Regions from separate parts of the Mus musculus genome. Here region 2 is linked to region 1. The links are chromatin loops, found by intact Hi-C in ENCODE. Cell type or tissue: left cerebral cortex. All regions are shown on one strand. Region 1 has its middle 27 kb from the start of Med27. Region 2 overlaps Med27 (mediator complex subunit 27).

What was found. Hi-C counts contacts between places; a loop is a spot of excess contacts. Peaks named below come from ENCODE experiments on the same cell type or tissue, not always from the same donor. Only the 100,000 strongest peaks of a DNase experiment are listed, where the experiment ranks them.
Region 2: it touches region 1 in a loop (7-fold over the local background); 3 of 42 quality-filtered maps call a loop at or near these places.

Annotation. Positions count from the first base shown.
Region 1 is chr2:29,315,361-29,323,360 of GRCm38, reverse strand. No RefSeq gene overlaps it. Among named protein-coding and RNA genes, the nearest start is that of Med27, 27 kb to the left of the region's middle. In left cerebral cortex, no CTCF peak of the experiment used is centred here; DNase peaks (open chromatin) are centred at 2,748, 3,002, 5,078 and 6,967; H3K4me3 peaks cover 268 bases; H3K27ac peaks cover 1,501 bases.
Region 2 is chr2:29,382,330-29,390,329 of GRCm38, reverse strand. The region is part of intron 2 of Med27 (mediator complex subunit 27); the gene reads right to left. Among named protein-coding and RNA genes, the nearest start is that of Med27, 40 kb to the right of the region's middle. In left cerebral cortex, CTCF peaks have their summits at 4,776 and 7,007; DNase peaks (open chromatin) are centred at 1,100, 1,258 and 4,835; H3K27ac peaks cover 705 bases.

The DNA.
Region 1 (8,000 bases):
AAACAAACAAACATCCATAGGAATAGTGCTGGCAGTTCCAGTGCAAAGGCAGGTGAATCCCTGGCCCCGGTCTGTCTTTTTATTAAGTTCCAAATGGATGTGTTTTCTCTGTGATGACGTCTCACTTAAGCTGGCCTTGGATAGGAGATCCTCTCTCATCTGCCTCCCGAGTGCCCGGATTGCAGACTCAGGCATGCACCAGTCAGCACCACCACACCCACCTGGACATCTCCTCCATGAGTGCTGACTGGCACTTGACACTATCTTTAGCATCGTGGAGGACAGCATCACACACTCTTCATCATCCCAAACTGTACCCAAGTGCTAACCAGCACTCCACGTAACACTAGGAAAGACAGGTTTCCATCTTTAAAAAATAAATAAATAAATAAGCAGAGGCAAGCAGATCTCTATGAGTTTGAGGCCAGTATGGTCTATAGAATGAGTTCCAGGATAGCCAGGAAACTACACAGAGAAACCATGTGTCAAAAATAAAATAAAATAAAATAAAATAAAATAAAATAAAATACCTCAAGCTGCACCTTTGCAACCCTCTCCATTTTGGGTGCAGACAGAGGAGGGGACATCACTCCATTTCATATCTTATGTTTCCTGAGTACTCGCTGGCATCTAGTTGAGTGATCATTCTCTGGGAACTGTTACTAACAAGAGAGGCAGAACTATGCGTCAACTTATACTGACGCTGCCATAGGGGCAAGGCCATTGGGATACTGTGTAGTGAACCAGGCAGGAGAGGACAGTCAGCTGACAAGAGCAGGTCAGAACCAGCTCGTGAGAGAGAACACAATAGGACAAGTCCACTCACCTTCAGGTCTGTCTGTGGCATGCTCTTTAGCTCTGTAAATGGGCTCGTGAACATCCATGCAACGTGCACAAATTAATCAGATACTCAATGATCTGGGCTCAGAGGATATCAGAGGATACATCATTTGATAAAGACATCTCTTTACTGAGGCAAAACAGATCATCTGAAGGAATGGGTGATGTGCCATGTAGTGAGGTGGGTTAAAGGGGGAATGAAACAGAATTATGGATAGAATGACAAGGAGGTGGCTATTTAAGTATGCATTTATTCACTACTGTTATTCGTGTGTGCACACACATATGCCAGGGCATACGATGTGGCTGTCAGAGGACAGTTCTCTCCTTCCACCTTCACGTGGGTTCTGGAGATTGAACCCATGTCACCAGGCTTGCACAGCAACAGGCTTGCCCTCTGAACCATCAAATAACCCCTGGCGGCTATTTTGGTAAGTTGTTCCAATAAGATCTTTCGGGTGTCCCTGGTGTCAAGCTATGAGGTCATCAATAGGAAGGAAGGGCATTCCAATGAGAAGGAATAGCAAGAAAAAAGCCTTGAAGGACAGCACAGAAAGCAGATGCTGGGAGCACAGGAGGGAGGGAGGGCAAGAGGAAAAAGAGAGCTGAGGTCAGAGTTCAGGGCGAGACTACACGGACACTACAGATCAACATTACTAGGGAGTGGAACCGCCTTGGGACTCTACAGCCACAACAAGCTAGCAGACCCAGGGCAAGCTAGTTTGGGGCTTGTTTTTCTCCTTGAATAGGAGGAACTGGAGTGTAAGTGGAGGGCCCAAGGCTTGTCAGGTGGGATAGTGTGTAAAGTCTCCAGGTCATTCCCTCTGAGAACCTCTCTACTACTTAGAATCTGGGCTCCAGCCAGGCCATGTCTTCTGAGAGGACACAGAGAGGAAAGAATGGAAGGGTTGGGAATAAAGCAGAATCAAAAGACTAGTGGATGAGTCTGGCTTATGGAGGTTCAAGCAGGTTTCCTGTTGCCATGGTTGGGTTTTCAATGCGACTGTTCCTGGAATGTCTGCCCAAGTGCCCTATTCTTTCCTTGGTGGAGCTGAGTGTACATAGATTGGGAGAGAGATGATGGGCAGGAAGAAGGTCAGGCTGGTGAACTGAGTCGTGTCGATCAGAGAGAAGTGACCTCTGCATTATTTAGGGAAACAACAAGAGTCCACATACAGAGAAGTTTTAGGGAGGAAGGGCTCCAGTCTGATATTATGAAGGACTTTCTATAGTCAGAAAGGTACTGGTGTCCCCAGGACTGATACTATTCAGGAAAGACACAGGAACATTTATCTGAGATCCTCTGGCTGACATCCCAGGACACTCTTAGGCAGAGCTACGATTTCCATGTTGTGTGGCTGCTTGCTGTCTTGCTTCTAGGTCAGAATCAGACCATTTTGACGAGAGTCTGAAGAGCATGCTGAAGGTCACTTACAGTACACCCGAGTCTTTCCTCGAGTCTCGAGCTGCTGAGGGGTTTTAATTAAGCTTTCCCCTCTGGGCACAACCAGCTTGTTTTTGGTGAGTGCAATATGCCATCCCAGAATATGTCAAACTTCATTTGCAAAATATCAGACTGCTGTTCCCCCCCCCCAACTCCAGAGCCAATCTGCAGAGTAATGTGTTCAATAACTTTGCTCTTTTTTGCTCCCAAAGATAGGTCTCTTTCTGGAGTCAATATCGCAATAAATACGGAATCTGGTGCAAAAGCCAATGGAAAGAAAAGATATTGTTATTTAAAGGCCAAATAACGGCTTAAAATTAGAGTCGTGAAGGCATTGAAAAACACCAGACTTCCCAGATGGCTTGGAGATAATTCACTTTGCACTGGGTCCACTCGTACGCTAAAAAAAAATCCCTTTGACTCCGTTCTCCCCAGATTGAAAGTTGGTGCCTGCGTTAAACATATGTGCTTCTCTCTTTAAATTTAGCTCTGAGTCATGTTGTATTACATTAGGAATCCAGCAGGCAGGCGCTTGGAAAATGTACATCCATGGGTTTATTTTTAAAATGATACAAAAATAAAAATATATATGTTTAAATATATTAGGCAGTATTTTTGCCCAATTTCAAAATGGTTGTTCTTCAGAACAGATTAGATAAAACAATAATAAGGATGACGCTCAGTTCTGGACCGCAGCCCAATCCTGAGAATCCCGGAGTGACTTGGCAGCTCCCATGGCTCCTAGCCCCCTGCATAGCTAAGTGCGGGTTTCGTCACTGAAGCCTCCACCTCCACCCGGGACTAGGCAGCTCCCTTAACAGCTGCAGGGTGGCCTAATTAAGATGCTCCTGCCTCCGGAGTGGCAGGTCTCTGGGCAGAAGTCAGCAAAGGGTGGGAACAGTCAGGTGGGAAGAGGCCAGAGGAAGACAGTCTGGAGGGACAATTTTGGTTTAGTGGTTGTCGTAATGTTTTATGCTTCTGTATCAGAGTACCCACGGATGAGATCTTTATGAAGGACGGAGATTCACTGGTCAGAGTTCTGGAATGGGGGAATCCAAGATAAAGGTCCAGCATCTGCTGAAGGGCTTCTTCCTATGAAACCCCATGGTGGAAATCAGAAGTGTCTGTGTGTATGCCCGGTGTGTGTGTGTGTGTGTGTGTGTGTGTGTGTGTGTGTGTGTGTGTATGAGTGTATGAGTGAATGTACGTGTGTGCACCTGTGTGTGTACATGTGTGTTCCTGAATACTAGTGTGCAAATGAATATTCATGTGTGCACCTGTGTGTGTTCCTTTGTGTATACATGTTTTTGTGTATACATCTGTGTTCCTTTGTGTGTACATGTATGTGTGTGTTCCTTTGTGTGTACATGTATATGTGTGTACATGTGTGTATATTTGTGTTTCTCTGTGTGTACAGGCACATGAGTGTGTGAATGAATGCGCATGTGTGTACCTATGTGTGTACATGTGTGTATGTGTATATATGTGTGAATACGTTTGTTCCTTTGTGTATACAGATGTATGAGCGTGTGTATGAATGTGTATGTGTGTACCTATGTGTATGTGTATGTGTGTATCTGAGAGAGAGAGAGCCCACCCAGGCAGAATGGAGCTGAACTCACTTTGTATGCATGTGCACATGCACCCACATGCTTATGAAAGTGTTCATATGTTCATGACTGTGTAGAGAGACCAGAGGTCATTATCAGGTGTCTTCTTCAGTCACCCTCCACCTCTCTCTCTCTCTCTCTCTCTCTCTCTCTCTCTCTCTCTCTCTGCCCCCGAGTCTCTCTGTGTAGCCCTGGCAATCCTGGAACTCACTGTGTAGACAAAGTTGGCCTCAAACTCAGAGACCAGCCTGCCTCGGCCTGTCCCTCACTCTGCCTTCCTAGTGCTGGAATTACAAGGGTTTACTGCCATGCCTATTTTTTTATGTAAGTGCTGGGATTTGAATTCAGTTCTTTATGCTTGTACAGCAAGCCTTTCCTGACTGAGCCATCTCCCCAGACCAAACTTTTGTAACAACCCACTCCTTCAGTAACGACATTAACCCCCTCACAAGAGCCAAGCCCCGGAGCAGGCGCACACCTCTTCTCAGTCCCTTCCTCTCAACACTGTTGTACTGGGGATTGAGGTTGCAGCACACAGACTTTGAGGGACATGTTCTGGCCATGGAGGAGCTGAACACATGGGCTTTAAGGCCATCAAGTCAGACAGTGCTGACTTCAAATCTTGGCTTTGCCCCTGAATTCTCGGGAACTGACCGGGCCTCACTTGCATCTCACTTCTGGGAAATGACTGATGACTCCCATGACCTACTGTTCCTGCTGCCAGGGCTGTCTGGGACAGCTCATCTACTCATCTTGTCATTTGCCCAGCATACTCTTATTAATACCTTCAGGACAGAAGACCCAAGACTATAGACCCAGATATCTATGACACCCACCCTAGGGGAATGCCAGCTAGTGGATGGGGACATGAAGAAATGATACACGTACAGTCCCTTGGTGAGAATGAGCATGCAGAGAGACTATCTGTAAAGTAGAGCCCCAGCATATGAAGACTCAGGACAGCCTCAGCCAAGACACAAGACACTAGGAGCATCAGCCACTTAGTGGATGCTTGTTGGTTCCTGCCTGTGTTTTCAGTGGCTGCTGTCACAAATGGCTGCAAACTTAGTAACTTTAAATAACACACATTTGTTATCTTCAACTTTTGGGAGTCCTGAGTCTGAAATGAGTCTCACTGGGCTGAAATTCAGCAAGATGTTGGCAGGGCTGTGTTCCTTTTGGAGGCTTGAGGAGAGAATCTATTTCCCTGCCTCTTCCAGTTTCTATTTTGTGTGTGTATGTATGCATGTGTGGGCGTGGGTGTGGGTGTATATATGGGTATGGGTGTGTGGTTTTGGGGTGTGTGTGCATGTGTGCGTGCATGTGTGTGTAAGCTAGAGGTGGACATCAAATGTCTTCATACCTGCTCTCCACCTTATTTTCTCACTGAACTTGGATCTTGCCCAATTTGGCTAGAGTGGCTGATCACCAAGTCTGGGAAATCTTTCTGTCTCCACCTCCTTCACGCTAGGATTATAGGTATGCACTGCCATGCCTAGCTTTCTATATAGGTGCTGGCAATCCAAACTCAGGTCGTCACACTTGAGCAACTCAGCCCTCTCTCCAGCCTCCTTTTCCAGCTTCTAAAAGCCTCCTTCATTCCTTGGCTCCTGGCCCTTCCTCCAAGGTACATCTCTCAGCCCCTGCTGCTATTGTCATGGTTTCCTAACTGTAGCATCTCTGCCTTGTGCTTATAAGGATCTTCATGATTCCCCTGGGCCAAAAGAAATAACCACGGTAATTTCTCATCTTCAGATCCTTCCACATGATCTCCCTACCAAAGCCATAACCAGACAAGCAACTCATCCAACAGGCATCATGGGTTGAGGCACAGGTACTGAAGGCTGTTATTCTGTCCACACAACCCAGAAGTTCAATATTCAAAGCTAGACAAAAAGAGTGAAAAAATGATTCACGAAGTCATCAGTGGACACCCAGCTGAAAGGCACATATCTTGGGACTTAGAGAATCTTTGGTGTGCCCAGGGCTAAAGTGCATCAAAGGCATCCAAAGAGAGGTTGATCATCTATGCCACAAAACCACAAGAGCCTCAGTTTGATTCCCAATACCAACATTAAAAAAACAACAACACTGCAATCTCAGAATAGGGGAGGTGGGGAAAAGAGGGCCCCTGGGTTTCACTGGACTTCAACCTTGCCAGATTAAATTGATACACTCCAGGGTCAGGGAGAAATGCTGTTTCAAAAAAGGAGACAGAAGGTTATGAAGGCACATATCTGTAATCACAGTGCTCAAGAGGCAGAGGCAAGTGGATCCCTGAGAGTTCCAGGCCAGCCAGGCAACATTGTGAGGCCCCATGTCAAAAGCAAAATAAGCAAAAGTAAGGTGGAGAGTCAGGCAGAGACTTCTGGACTCCTCCACAAAACACACACACACACACACACACACACACACACACACACACGCACACACATGCACACACGCGTGCGCGCGCGCACACACGTACTCCAAAAAAAAAGAATGTCACCCATAAATGATCCTGGATCAGGACTGGAGTTTCCAGCCCTGTTACTGACCACCAGAAGTCATCACCATGTCACCATGGTGAGCATCTTCATGATTCCCAGGAAAAGTATCTCCAATCACTGCTGATATTGCCTCACCAAACATGCCTACCGTGCATCCTTTCTCAAAAAAAACAAAACAAAACAAACAAACAAACAAACAAAAAAACCCTCAGAGGAGGTGCTACATCAGAGTAAGATAGGAAACTAAGAAGTGGGAAGCTGAAAATCCAGGGCATTTCCTGTACCATCAGAGAGACGAACACTGTCTGACCCATGGCAGGGTGTGTATCAGACAAGCCATGACAGCCAGGCCTGACCGGGCCAAGGTCAGAGCACACAGAGAACAAACAGAAGCATCAGGTTTTCTGGGTGTTTTATATATCAGTAGGAATCTAAGCTATGGCATAACACATAGAATCCAAAGAACTCTCACACAAATACAGTTTTACCAGAAAATGCAATTGCCAGCTTCCATGAGCAGGGCGGTCACGTGTAGCTCAGTTGGTAAAATGCTACACAAGGTCCCACATTCAACCCCCAGAACCCACATAAAATGTCAAGCATGACAGCTCACTCCTGGAATCCCAGAGCTGGGAAAATGGAGACACAGATTCCTAGAGCTTATTAGTCAGCGAGCCAAGAGGGAGGGGCTAGAGAGGTGGCTCAGTAGTTAAGAGTATGCCCCAAGTCTGGTTCCCAGCACCTACATCAGACAGCTTACAACATCCCATAACTCCAGCTCTGGGGCATCTGATATCTTTTGGTCTCTACAAGCACCTGAACACACACACACATACACACACACACACACACACACACACACACACACACACACACACACACACACAAATAAGTAGATAAGTAAATACGTAAATAAATAAATAAATAAATAAATAAACAAATAAAATCTTGTTTTAAAAATGGATGGCTTCTGAGGGACAAAACTCAAGATTATCCTTTAAACTCCACATGACTCATGCGCATGTGTGCCTGTGTGTGCACATACAAATACATATGAACTCATGCACTAACAACATATAAGTGATAAGACAGGAAACACTGGCTAGTGACTCGGGTAGAATCTATGATATTGGGAAGATAAGGAAGGGCCAAGTTAATATTCTGAGAAAAAGACAGAGAGAGAGAGAGAGAGAGAGAGAGAGCACTCCTACAGCAGGGCATGAATTTTGATGATGTATAAAACTGACAAATGGAGAGAAACTCTGTGAGTTGCACGTGGCAGCCTCTGAAGAAAAGGGTAGACGCCGTGAGCAGGGTGTGTGGCACAGGCACTTTCTAGGTCTCTTACTCTTTTGAGGACTGTGCATGTCTGAGTTCTGTTAGAAATCTTTAAAATTCCCAGTGCAGAATAAGGGAAGGACGTTAATGCTCTCCCGAGAAAGGAGGCTGTGGTGGTGCCTGGGTGAGATGCCCCCTCCGGCCTCTGCAGGTCCTCTCTGACTTCGGCCTCATTAAGTCACAAGAAGGCGATGATCTCTATGAAGGACATGGAACCTGTGGGAGGTCCTTTAAGGCCATGCAGCCCTCCACCTGCCCCAGTGGCTTCCGCCATAAGAG
Region 2 (8,000 bases), 67 kb before region 1:
CACTCTTAGGCAGGCACTCTTCTCTGTCCAGTTCCTCCTGGGCACGGCAGACATCACACTGTGCAAACATCTTTACACAGTTGCCTGTGCAAACCCACCTCTCACTCTGCTTCCATGAGCTCAATGCTCGGTGGCATCGTGAACCTCATGGAGCTACATCTTACTAAACAGCTCACTCACTCCAAATCCAAAAAATGATGGCCTCGGGCTGGTGAGATGGCTCAGTGGGTAAGAGCACCCGACTGCTCTTCCGAAGGTCCAGAGTTCAACTCCCAGCAACCACATGGTGGCTCACAACCATCCGTAACAAGATCTGGCTCCCTCTTCTGGAGTGTCTGAAGACAGCTACAATGTACTTACATATAATAAATAAATAAATCTTTAAAAAAAAAAAAAAAAATGATGGCCTCTGTGAGAGAGGCAACAGAGGAAAGTCACAGTGCTGGAAATGCTCACCATAAATTCACGGCAGGCAGAGGGAGCGGCATGTGAAGAGAGCCAGAATGATGGCTGTGTGCTAGGGAAAGAGGAAGAGGACAGGGTAAGCTAGTGAGCCTAGGGCGGGGGCGGGGGCAGCACCTGGCCAGGGATGGTGTGGCAGGAGATGCTACAGGATGAAGCACACAGCACACATTTACTCTACCATGGAGCAGGTGGGACTGGAGTTGCATAGCAAATAAACACTGAAATCTGTGGAACCTTTATCTATGAACTTACAGCAGGGGGGTTAGTGCACACTGGGGCTTTCTCAAACAGCTCTGACCTGGAGGCCCTGTTGGATGAAGGCCTGAAAGGAACTGCAGTATGAGATCTCAAGACACCTGGGTACTAGTCTGCCCAGTCCCAATTCCTGAACACAGTGCCTCCCAAATTCAGAGGAAGCAAAGGCTCTGCAATGGTGGCTCTAACGGTTCAAAGTCTAGCTACTGGCATACAAAACAAAAAGCCACTGAAAGTCTTGGAGCGGCTGGCAATTCATATTTTAAAATCTAAAGCTTGGATGGTAAAGGAGCAGATGGCTGTGCAATATGCAAACAAACCCACAGCAACAATGGGCCTGGGCTTCGGTGGCATCCAGGAGAAGGGAGCTGCCATGCTGGCACAGGGAAATGACAACGGCATGGCAGAGTCCCCAGGAAACATCACCAAATGAAAATGGGCAAAACATGTGGGATTTCTGCTGTGGGGTGGAAGTGGGGCGCATCTTCCATGCAAGTTCGGGTGGCCACGGCTCAAGTTCCCTTCCCAGAAACAGCACTTCCATGACACCTGCCTCCTCAACACCAGCTAGATCCTGCCTGCCCCAGGAAGCCCACATCCTGGGGTGGGGGAAGGTGGTGAGTGACGCATCAACACCACTAGATGCAGAGAATCGACAGAAGTCACAGTTGGGAGGAGATGACATTTCATCTAGTACAAGCTGATATTTTACTTTAGAAATCTTAAAGACCCAAAGAGAAAGTGGCTTTTTCAAGTCTATACCTCATCCATCCATCCATCCATCCATCCATCCCACAAACATCAGTGGGCCACTCCCTACATGTGCCAGGTACTTCTCTACACACTTAGGACACAGCAAAACAAAAAGAAAAAGAACACCTCTCGGCACATACCCAAAGCTACATCTCTCAGGGAGAAAAGACTGTCACACAGGAAGACAAGGCGTGTTTATGGTTTCTACAGGGGATGGAGGCAGGGCACAATGCTAAACACGGTGCTGGTGCTGGTGCTCGGTGCTCGCTGAGATGAAGGAGAGAGATCTGAAAACGTGAAAGAACAGTCTGCTTAGAGGCCCAGGATGGCCAGGGAGTGGAGACGGGACTGACTGTCAGAGCAGAGAGCATAGAGTTCAGGGGTGATCGCTGAGGGCTTCACAAGAGCAAGATGGGAGCTGCAGCAGAGCTGGGGTAGATAGAGATAGGAACGGGCCGGCCCTGCTGAAGGACACTCTGCCTGCTGGCCAACAAGCAAAATACTGCAAGGGACAACAGTAAGTCCATGGCAGGTCCAAGACAAGGACACGGAGGTCAATCCGTTTAGTAGAGCCTTTGGATGCAATTAAATAGCCCTAGTTGGGCCCCTTGGCCTGCATTTTGACTTCTAAATTACAAGGAATGCCATTTGTCAAAATAACTCCCATCAGAATATAGAGTACATCTCTAGGTGGGAAAGAACTTTTCAGGCCTCAATGCCAAAGAGCAGAGTAAGGTCAGGGCGTGAACGTTCTAACTTCAGTCTCCTCCAGCTGGCCATTTCCAGGTGAGTCCCTTATGAGGGGCTTTGTTGGAAGGCAGGAGCTTGGGGTGGCCAGGAGGGTGCTGAGCTGAGCTGAGCTACGAGCTGCTGTATGTTTTACATCTCCTTGCCTCTAAGCGGGGGATGTGGAACTAACAGACTAAGTATCAGCACTGTCTCTACTGGCTGCAGCTGTGGAGTCCTGTGTCCACACCATTCTACCCCGAGTCCACACCACCCTACCCCGTATCCACACCATCCTATCCCTTGTCCATACTGTCCTACCACACAGAGGAAGGAAGTCTGGGGAGGTCTCAGAGTGGGTCCTGACTATATCACCTGGACTAATTGATGGCAAAGGTATCTGTGGAGCCATATGTGCTGTAAGGAAAGGAGTGTCAGTCACTTCAAGTGAGTGTGAACAGAGAATGCACACACATGCCCCAACAAATGGACTACGAGCAGAAGGCAGATGTGCCCAGCTCAACAACCCCTCCCTGTACATAAGCCTTGTCACACAGGAAAGGACACTCAGGACTAGGTTCCTGCCTCTCTAGGCTTTCACTAAAGACACCAGACCTTTCACCTCTATGATTCAGCACCCTCCCTGGTAGCACAGCACCTCTGTGGCTTTTCTATAGCTCTACAATGTCAATGCTCCATGTCTTGTTTGTTTTGTTTCATAAGACCATGGGAGGATGAGAATTGTCAATAAAAGAGGGCATTTTGATAGAGAACACACACAATGTTCCCTTCACACGACAACAGTATGCTATGATACTACCACACCAATGTCACACACTTATACATTACTTTTCAAAATGTTGTCAGATAGACTGATGGCCAGTAAGCCTCATCTGGACTTCTTAGTGCCCCTCACTCCCAGCACAGGGAGCAAAGAGCAGACAAAGCCCTAGCCTCTCAAGTGACTGCAAGTCTCGGTCTCTTCCCAGTGCTGGGGAAATGAATTATTAAAAGATGGAAATGCAAATGCCAGCTCCGCAACTTTGTTTTCTTTCCTTATGGAAAAACCATTAGAACCAAACTAGATGGAGACCTTGTGACAGGTTCCTTCTGAGCAGCTGCTTGGGACACCACCTGGACCAAGACGTGGGCCAGAGAAGGAGCTAGCAGAGTCCTGGCAGGCCTGCCCAGGAAGATAGCTCTGGAGGACTGCCTTCCCATACAGATATCAGGAGAAAATTCCACAAATAGGGCTTTGGTGCACACATCAGGAAAAGTGTGAGGCAGAGAACAAATACGCAGGGAGCATGTTTGCATCGCATGAGGAGCAGACCTCTCAGCCTGTCAGGCTAGAACCTGCATCACAGACACCACGGGCTCAATAAGAAACACTGACGGGACAAAGTATTACAGAGTATTGCATGCAGTCTGCTTCCTCTGTCAGCACACTCTACGTGTGTGGCTCCTGCTTCCCACCCATGTGCAGATTTTTCTAGAAAGACAGTACAAATATTTTACTTGCCCCTTTGGTAGCTAATATTAGGCCATGAATGCTTCAGTCAAGCTGAGGTTAGGGAAGGAGAGCATCCATTGTCTGGTCCCCAAGAGTAAGCTACATCCCCAACCACAAGACTGAAAGAGGCAACAAAGGAAGGTAAAGAAGGCCTGGCCCTCTTGGTCCTCAGAGCCTAGGGTAGGCTGCTTGCAAGAGGAACATGGGGGCAGCAGAAGAAGGCATGACAGGAGATGGTCATGTCAGGAGACAGGACTTGAGTAGACTGACCTGAGTGATCACTGCTATGGTGTGGCTGTGTCTCTAGAGTGGTGCCGTTGGAGGCTGGGGAGATCATTAAGAGGCAGAGCCTAGTGGGATGGCTCTGGAAGCACTGGCTGTGATGCTCGTGGGAGAAAGCTGGCTTCCAAGAGGGTGGTTATAATAAAGAAACAATCCTGGTCACACCGTGATTGCTTTCTCTGCCTAGCTGCCTATGTGACCTCTCTTACCCACACACGCCCCTGCCACTGTGGTGCCTTCCATCAGGAAGCGCTGCAGCCAAGAGGAAGAGGGTCCTTCCCAGAGCTACTGTGCCTTTCAGCAGCTGTTGTTGAGAAGTAGCAGACCTCAGGTGTTTCACTGCAATACCAAAACTTGGCCTAATACATCCTTTCTGCCCAGCTCTGGAAGCAACCCCGCACACTGTCCACACGCCCTACCAAAGCTTTACAAAGGTACAAAAGCAACAGAGTACTTCCTAAATGTTTAAATATTCAAATATTCAGCATAGCTTTAAAAACTGTTCTTTAAGGACCCAAGTCCAAATTAGTACTGTGTGGCAAACAAGGAAATGCGAGTGTGATGCGGCCAGACTGAGGCAATTACAGCAGGCACAGTCAGGCCTGGCCTGTGGTGGCAGCTGCCACTGACTTTCTTCTCCTCGAGAATGCAAATGATTAAGATAGATTAAATACCTACTTTGCTTAAATACTCTTGATAATGAGTTTCTTTCCTTCTTTTAAGGGTGTTTGATGTTGGCAGTTGATGGATCTTGAGTTAAATTGTTTTAATTCAGAACAGCACCATCTGTTGTCAGGCTCTGCAGGCGCTGCAGAGAACCGAGGAGGTGACAGTACGTGATCTGGAGCTGAGTGCAGACGGGCAGGTGGCGGGGTGAAAGGAGCAGTCCCGGCCTGGCCTCTGAGTGCTACACGTGCTCACAGGAGCTGGGACTCAGTTTCTCTCTCTCCAAAGTGAGGAGGCTGAGGACGACAGCGATGGTGACAATGGCCAAGTTAATGCATATCATGCACCAGACTCTACAGAAACAGCTCACAGTGTCTTTTTGTCTTCTTGAAATGCATGATGGGAAGGAGAGCAGGGCTCAGAGGAGCAAAGTCACCTGCTCCAAGTTGCATTAAACAAGGTCTATATGACTCCAGGGTACACCCAGATGACCAAGCACTACAGCCCAGTGGTCTCCGGGCTGAAGACCCCAGTGCCTCTGCCCCTCCAAAATCCACAATTTAGCAGCTGCAACCTTCCTACATTGAGTCGTCACTGGAATAAATGCCAAGCTGAGCTCTTGGCATTTCTGGGCTGGTACCCTAGGTCCGAGTGGGCTCCCTGGCACCAGGCACTACTATAATGGGCCTTCTTTACTGGGCTCCACTTAGAATCTACCTGTATCTCAATGTTCACCTGAGTTGTGAAACTTTCCAAAACTTGTGGCAGAAAATCCCCAACATTTGAACTTCTAGAGGCCAGCTCTCTTCTGAGACAAGATGACTCATGGGAACCCACCGGGCTGACTATAAAGAGAGTGTTTGCTCCTGTTGGTCAGACGCCCATTACTCTAAGTCAGGGAGGTCCAGACACAGACTGTCCATAGACCCCAGCCACTTTACCCTTTGAGGCAAGGTAAGCTTTCTGATGAAGGCCAGGAAGACAAAAAGAAACCTCAGCAGAGAAAGTAATGCTTCCAAAGTAGACTTCTTCTTTGGGAACGGTCACAGTCTCAATTAGGACACAGGAGGTCACAGGAAACGCCTACCACCCACAGGAGGAGGAGGCGCTTGAGATGTGGGTGCCAATGTGGCAATTATCCTTCTTGCCAGACACAAGTGCCTCAGTTGGCCTTCGCAGAAGGAATACTGGGGCTGGAGAGATGGCTTGGGAATTAGGAGCACTGGCTTCTCTTCCAGGGATTCGGGATTCAATTCCCAGCACCTGTGTGGTAGCTCACACCCTTCTGTAACTCCAGTTTCAGGGGATGTGAGACCCTCCTGTGGCCTCCATGGGCACCAGCAGGCATATGGTGCAGAGATATGCATGCAGGCCAAATAGTCATATATATAAAACAAGATATAAATAAATTTTTAAAAGAATACAGATATCTGCCTTCTAGAAATAACAAACTCAAAATTCAGACTGTGTATGTTGGTGTGCCTGGAGTGAGTCACAGAAAAGTTTGCAGTGATAATCAGGGAGACAGAGCAGACCCTCCTCAGGGAGAAGTACAGATGTGGTTGCTTTGTGATTCATATTTCTCACATACAGTAGAGCTCTCTATACAAAGTTCTTGTTTTTAAAAAAAAAACAGTACTGATTTTTAAACCAGCAGAACCTGGGGAGTCAGGTTATAACTAAATGGTCCTGATCCAGGCAGCGATTCACTAATCGAAAGAAACTTGCACTACAGTCATCCAGCTCATTGGCCCACACAAACCCATCTTGGTATCTACCAGAATGTGAGCCCCCAAAGGTGGTAAACCTGCAAACTTCAATTTCCCAAGGAATTCCTTCGGTAACCTCAGGCAAAGGTCCAGGAGGCAGCAGAAGCCAGCTCCTCAGAGTCTGGGATGCTGAAGTGTATCACTTCCTTAGCCACTCTCATCCAGACGGAGGTCAGGACTGTGGGCTGTGCCTGGACCTCAAGACCCCATATTATGTTGGGATTGGAACCAATCAAACAACCGGCTCCACTTCCAACCCTAACAGCTGTAAAAACTTAAGCTCACCCTGGGGGATCTCCAAGGTAAAGGTGCCTGTTTAATGGTACTAAGGTATCCCCTATGAAGTTCTCCCTATGCAAGTAAATTCCAGGAATGGTGGCCAGATATATGTCCAGGTTTCAGAGGCTACCTGGCTTGCTTGCACTAATGGCTTAAAGAAGTGTGCAACTTCTCAATTTTATGCTGTAGGAGAACTTACTCCTTTGTGTCTTTGTGCATGTTATTACACAAGTGTTCACTATAACAGAGAAGAAGGCAGGGCCCACCTAAATATAGATTCTGGGCTTCCCCATGTGTGGTGAGCCACCTCCATTCTCATTCCCCTGTTGGTGGGTGGGGCAGGTATTGCAGGCTCTGCTGCAGTAAAATCTTTGGCCCTGGTTAGGAAGGATTAAACACTTTAAGGAACTCAGTGTTCAAGCACACACAGACCTGGACCATCCAGAAAATCCTGGCTTCCCATCTGGAACCCCAGCTAGACTCCTTGGTCAAGGTTGTTCTTTAAAATTGAAGAGGATTGGACCTGCTCTTTATAGACAAGGAGGTCTCTACAGGGCACTGGGAGGGAAAGTCAAGGATAGAGACAAAGACCTGGAATAAGGGAGAATTAATGGGAGCGCCCACCATAAATAAGATCACACTGGCACGCAACACTTTAGAACATGAGTGTAATGCAACTCACCCACAGTGGATCCCAAAGGCCTCATGCGCCTCTGAGGGGCCACAGGAACAGAAGGTGAGGGTGCTGCTGGGGTGGCCCAGCCCTCCTGCCCAGTGCATGGCTGTCTGGGTTCATGGCTAACTCTCTTTCTCATAAACACAGTAGCTGCACCTGCTGTCCTCAAACTTGCAGGGCAGCTGTGATCCTGCTATATCAGTCAAAAAACAGCGCATGCTCCCCAGCAAACTTCAAGGCTGGCAAGTTTCTCTGTGAAACCCGACCACCATACCCACTGTTAGCTCAGTTTAATTCAATGAGAAGCCTGCCATTAAGTGACAAAATTAAAATTCCTGTAACTCCATAAGAGTTGTAACCTACTGTGCACCTGGAATACCTCTCTATATCTGAGAGTTCAGAGTATGAGGTCAAACCATGGTGGAGGTGGCAAGAAAGCAACTGTGAATGTCTCCCATCTATTTCTAAGATTAAAAGAAAGGAAACAAAGAAGGGACCAATACAACCCACCAATAAAAACTTAAACCCTGTGGATGTTTGTGAAAAAAAAATTCAAAAATCTAAAACAGTCAACAAATGAGGAAGATTAACAGGAAACAAAAGCTTAATATTAGGC